Linked DNA regions of Homo sapiens: region 1 is linked to region 2. The links are chromatin loops, found by intact Hi-C in ENCODE. Cell type or tissue: pancreas. All regions are shown on one strand. Each heading gives the region's core, and the rest is flanking DNA. Links, peaks and the distances in the headings are about the cores only.

The links. Peaks named below come from ENCODE experiments on the same cell type or tissue, not always from the same donor. Only the 100,000 strongest peaks of a DNase experiment are listed, where the experiment ranks them.
Region 1: a loop joins it to region 2, with 4 times the contacts of the local background. A loop is called at or near these places in 3 of 110 quality-filtered maps.

Annotation. Positions count from the first base shown.
Region 1 is chr3:66,821,282-66,824,207 of GRCh38, forward strand. The region is part of intron 2 of LOC105377144 (a long non-coding RNA gene); the gene reads right to left. Among named protein-coding and RNA genes, the nearest start is that of KBTBD8, 180 kb to the right of the region's middle. In pancreas, for the core only: a CTCF peak has its summit at 1,198 (motif pointing left); DNase peaks (open chromatin) are centred at 1,180 and 2,500; H3K27ac peaks cover 2,500 bases.
Region 2 is chr3:66,293,458-66,296,383 of GRCh38, forward strand. All of the region lies in intron 5 of SLC25A26 (solute carrier family 25 member 26), which reads left to right. Among named protein-coding and RNA genes, the nearest start is that of SLC25A26, 74 kb to the left of the region's middle. In pancreas, for the core only: no CTCF peak of the experiment used is centred there; no DNase peak of the experiment used is centred there.

The sequences.
Region 1 (2,926 bases), core at 205-2,704, 530 kb after region 2:
TCTACACAAAAATGACCTGCACCGTCTTAGCACCTAGGGTCTAAGGCCTCAGTTACAAAAATAAATTGTAAAGCCAGAAGAAAATATGTCACAATAACAATTAGAGGCCAGGCACGGTGGCTCACACCTGTAATCCCAGCACTTTGGGAAGCCGAGGTGGGAGGATCACCTGAGGTTGGGAGTTCGAGACCAGCCTGACCAACATGGAGAAACCCCATCTCTACTAAAAATACAAAAATTAGCTGTGCATAGTGGCACATGCCTGTAATCCCAGCTACTTGGGAGACTCAGGCAGGAGAATCACTTGAACCCGGGATGCGGAGGTTGCAGTGAGCCGAGATTGAGCCATTGTACTCCAGCCTGGGCAATAAGAGTGAAATTCCGTGTCAAACAAAACAAAATGGAACAAAACAATTAGAAGCTGCACAGTTTTCTTTAGGTGGCAAAATATGTATGAACAGTTACATGGCAAGCAAACTGCACATTAAATTTGGGTGTATTTTCCATATATGTTGTGTTCTTTACATTTACAGAGCTTTGGGGGAGGGGGACAAACAGTTATTTATGAGTTTTCCACGAATTGTTTTCTTTTCTCTTTCACTTTCTTTGGTCAGTCATTTGTAAGAATCAACTGGAGATAACACGCCAGACCCCAAACTTATTTTTGGCAGAAATGCACCATCCTTGCATGGACACTAGATGGAAAAATAGAGTTTTCTATTTAGATTTCTAGAATGGGTTATAGCAGGTACCTGGGAAAGGTTACGCAAATTGTTCAACATTCTTGCTGAAGTGGAAATGTTCTTGGGGAGTCCCCGTGGTCAGCATTAGGAAGAGGAATTACCCGCAGGGCCCAAAAGACAGATCCTCCCCTTTCTAAGAAGGATTGCAGACATTTGAATTGAGCTTTCTCGGGAGGTTTACGCAGCACACTCCCAATGTTCAGAACAGGGAGTAAAGAAAACATTTTGCTTGAGAAGCTTCCAGACCCCTGGGGTGACTTGTAGGATAAGAGTTTGGTTGGGATCCTAAAAGGTGGTAGATGTTCAGCTCACACGGACTAAGTGTTACAGGGCTGGCTTCCAGCTTGGGTAATGGCTGAACCTGTGAATGTTGCAAGTTGGCTTCATGAGGTGCCCTAAAAGTCCAGACTATAGACTCCACCTGACTCGCCAGGTCAATGCTCCCCCTTGTGGTGATTTCTGGAGCTGTTATCAGCTGTCTCCTAGGTGGCCCTTAGACAAGTAAGGGTGCTTGAAAACACATGGTCTGGGAATGCATATTGGTGCCTCTCAAACTCAAGAAAGGGGTGGCGACATTCCAGTTATGTGTCTGTTCCAAAGACCGCATATGGCCTTCTCTAATTTTTAGGGTTTTTTGAGAAAAAGTTCACACTAGCTGCTTTTAAATTCTCTTGCCTCTGAAATCCTTACCTGAACATCTCCCACCTAGAAAATATTTTTCACTGGCGACATCTCTTGTTTTGGGTGAGCAGAGATGAAATGACGCATGGCCTGTGTGATTACGGTGTGATGTCTGCACCAGGTGTAATGTGGGCTGAACAGCTTGACGTGTTTTCGTGAAACCAAAGTATAACCTTCCCAAATTAACCTCTTTGTTTCTGTTAATGCAGTCTTACCTACCAAAGTATTTTAAATGGTTCTTATGTATAGTTTAAAAGACTATAGGTTATAGCTATGCAGGGGGCACCTATCTTATGGGTATTTAACAACAGAAGCAGCTTCCTTTAAAAGTGGAATCAGTTATGAAATATATCATTTATGGGGCCAACTCCTCCAAGTACTCATTCTGTTTGCCTTTAAGCAATATCTTCCAGTATTTGTAACAGTTGTTCTCAGCAGCACAAAGACCTTAGCAGTTGAGAGATAAAGCATGAGTTTGGTCTGTGACCTTGATTACAACATGTTGTGATGTGACGATATGGCTTTGCCTTGACTGACATTTGTTTGGCCACTGCCATGGGTACTGTTTCAAGTCAGAAGAAATTTACATGGAGAAAAACATCCCATGAGCTTAAGTTAATACATTGGGAACTTGCCCTAAAACTAGGTGGCTTTTTTTTTTTTTTTTTTTTTTTTTTTTGGAAATCAAATAGTAACAAGTCCTATGTAACAAACATCTAGTATCAGGGTTACTAGGTGTATTATACGTTTATTTAAATCAAGATCATTACTAAGCACCTACTATGTGCAGGACAAGTGTAAGTGCCTTAGTAAACATTGTTTTTTATGCTATACACCATTTTAAAAGTTCCAATCAATATTTGCTTTCCATTCATTAAACATTGAAAGTTCTTTCAGCATGCCATCTAATCACACGTAAGTATTTGCCTTTTTCCAGGCTTAACAAAACATTTTAGACACAGACTATCAAAGAGCGAGGACTGTACAAATGTCTCCTTCTGATAATAGAACTCGGTGGCGACTTCAGTGGCCCAGGTCCTGGGAAAGTTTCCACGGCCTCCCTGGTGCCCTCCTTCCCACATGACTGCAGGAACATGAAGTAGTTCTAAAGACGGAGACCAAGGTGACCGGCCTTGCCCCTCCAACACAAGTCCCTCAAGAATCTTTGTGCCAGGGACATGAGGTGGGGGCTTTATGTTCCTCTACTCTCCACTGTCTCCTAGGCCAATCCCTTTGTATTACAGATGAGGAAATTGAGGCCCCAAGAGAAGTGACTTGTGTAAGGTCACACTGCTAGTACATCACTGTGCCAGTCCCAGAGCCGTGGACCTGGGACTCCCATCTCTATGTTATTTTCTTTTCATTAATCTAAATCATCTTAATCTTTCAGATTTCTGGATGAACTAGAAATCCTTTCTCGCCTCTGAGCTTTAGTTTACAAACCGTTTCCTCTATGTGCAATTCCACCATCTTATATCACCCTTGTACCTTCACCTTTGACA
Region 2 (2,926 bases), core at 180-2,679:
TTGTACAGATTATTTTGCCACCCAGGTACTAAGTCTTGTGCCCATTAGTTTTTTTTTTTTTTCCTGATCCTCTCCCTCCTCCCAGCCTCCACCGTCCGATAGGCTGCAGTGTCTCTTATTCCCCTCCGTGGATCTATGTGTTCTCATCATTTAGCTCGCAATTATAAATGAGAACATGTGGTATTTGGTTTTCTCTTTCTGCATTAGTTTGCAAAGGATAATGGCCTCTAGCATCATCCATATTCCTGCAAAGGAAGTGATGTCGTTTTTTCTTACGGCTGTATAGTATTCATGGTATATATGTACCACATTTCCTTTATCCAGTGTTTTATTACGGGCATTTAGGTTGATTCCATGTCTTTGCTGTTGTGAATAGTGCTGCAGTGAACATACGTGTGCATGTGTCTTTATGATAGAAGGATTAATATTCCTTTGGGTATATACTCAGTAATGGAGTTGTAGCCCTGTAATAGAGCTTGAAGTCTGGTAGTGTGAGGCCTTTAAGTTTGTTCTTTTTGCTTAGGATTACCTTGGCTACCTGGGCTCTTTTTTTTTGTTCCATATGAATTTTAAAATAGTTTTTTTCTAGTTCCGTGAAGAATGTCAGTGGTAGTTTAATAGGCATAGGGTTGAATCTATTATATAAATTGCTTTGGGCAGTATGGCCGTTTTCACAATATTGATTCTTCCTACTCATAAGCATGGAGTGTTTTTTCATTTGCTTGTGTCATCTCTGATACCTCTGAGCAGTGTTTTCTAGTTCTCCTTGTAGTATCTTTCACCTCCTTGGTTAGCTGGATTTCTAGGTATTTTGTTCTTTTTGTGGCAGTTGTGAATGGGAGTTCATTCCTGATAGGTCTCTTGGCTTGCCGGTGTATAGGAATGCTAGTGATTTTTGTACGTTGATTTTGTATCCTGAGACTCTGCTGAAGTTGTTTATCAGCATAAGGAGCTTTTGGGCCGGGACTATGGGGTTTTCTAGATATATGATCATGTCATTTACTGAGTTTTTAACATGAAGTGGTGTTGAATTTTATTGAAAGCCTTTTCTGTGTCTATTGAGATAATCATGTAGTATTTGTTTATTTATTTATTTCATGCATAACTCCTCAAGTTAGAGGGAGAAAATAAAATTGCGAGTCAAGGTGGAATTTGTTTGGAAGGCTCTGTGTGATGTTCTCATATAAATTATAGAAATGAGTAGTCTTAGAATATCAGCATTAAATAGAACTTTTAAAAAAATTCATGTAGCAGTAGGACAAAAGAAAAAGGTGTAATTAGCTAGTTAACACTCTGTCTACTATGTAGTAACCTATTTACTATGGGTCATTTACTGATTACCACACGTAATTGTTAGGAAAGTCTTTGTAGCAAAAATGACCATGATGCTCCAGTTTGTGGACAGTAAAGAATCCACTTTGCTTTTGGCTCTTAGTTGTAGGATTACATTTAAAAGATCTCAAATGAATTTACTCTCATTGCAATTAAAAAATATAAACTGTTAACTTCTTATCAAAAACACTTTACTGCTGTTCTTTATATTAAAATAAAGTTAGACGTATGCTGAATCTCATAAAAACTGGTTGGATACAGAATAAAAAAAGTTGATTTATCTCATGCAAATCAAAAACCCCAAAACAGTTTACAACCTATTTTGTAACTCAGAGGATGTTAAACAGGCATCACTCATGTTTTGAGGCATCTTGAGGCATTATTCAGTATATATGATTTTGCCAACTTGGATGGCCTTTGCATTTTCTCAAATTTGCTTGTGTGTTTTTTTTGAGACGGAGTCCCGCACTTTTGGCTGGGCTGGAGTGCAGTGGCGCGATCTCAGCTCACTGCAAGCTCTGCCTCCCGGGTTCAAGCAATTCTCCTGCCTCAGCCTCCTGAGTAGCTGGGATTACAGGCGCATGCCACCATACCTGTCTAATTTTTTGTATTTTTGTTTTTTTTTTTTTTTTGAGATGGAGTCTCGCTCTGTTGCCCAGGCTGGAGAGCAGTGGTACGATCGGCTTACTGCAAGCTCCGCCTCCCGGGTTCACGCCATTCTTCTGCCTCAGCCTCCTGAGTAGCTGGGACTACAGGTGCCCACCACCAAGCCCAGCTAATTTTTTGTGTGTTTAGTAGAGACGGGGTTTCACCATGTTAGCTAGAATGCTCTTGATCTCCTGACTTCGTGATCCGCCCACCTCGGCCTCCCGAAGATTTTTTGTATTTTTAATAGAGACGAGGTTTCACCATGCTGGCCAGGCTGATCTTGAACTCCTGACCTCGTGATCCGCCTGCCTTGGCCTCCCAAAGTGCTGGGATTACAGGTGCAAGCCACCGTGCCCGGCCATGTGTGTGTTTTTAAAACTATTTTTTAAATTCCATTTCTTGTCTGGGCACGGTGGCTCACGCCTGTAATCCCAGCTTTGGGAAGCCGAGATGGGTGGATCACGAGGTCAGGAGTTCGAGACCAGCCTGACCAACATGGTGAAACCTCATCTTTAATAAAAATACAAAAATTAGCTGGGCATGGTGGCAGGCACCTGTAATCCCAGCTACTCAGGAGGCTGAGGCAGGAGAATAGCTTGAACCCGGGAGGCGGAGGTTGCAATGAGCCGTGATCGCACCATTGCACTGCAGCCTGGGTGGCAGAGCAAGACTCCGTCTTGGAAAATAAAAAAAAAATTTCTTAAAGAATTGGAGCCATCAAAGTTGGCAAGCATTAAGCATGCTAATTAGTTCAACATACTGACCAATTCTCTGAATTATTAGTTCAAAGAAGCATGTGGACAGGGATGAAATTAAATTTGGGAATTTTTCACTCTAGTTGTTTTAGGATACTCAGGTTTGCTTTGATCTGTAAATAACAGATGCTTTTCCATGCATGGTTTAGAGTACATCAAACATGTTCAAAACTTTATCTCAGATACTTAAA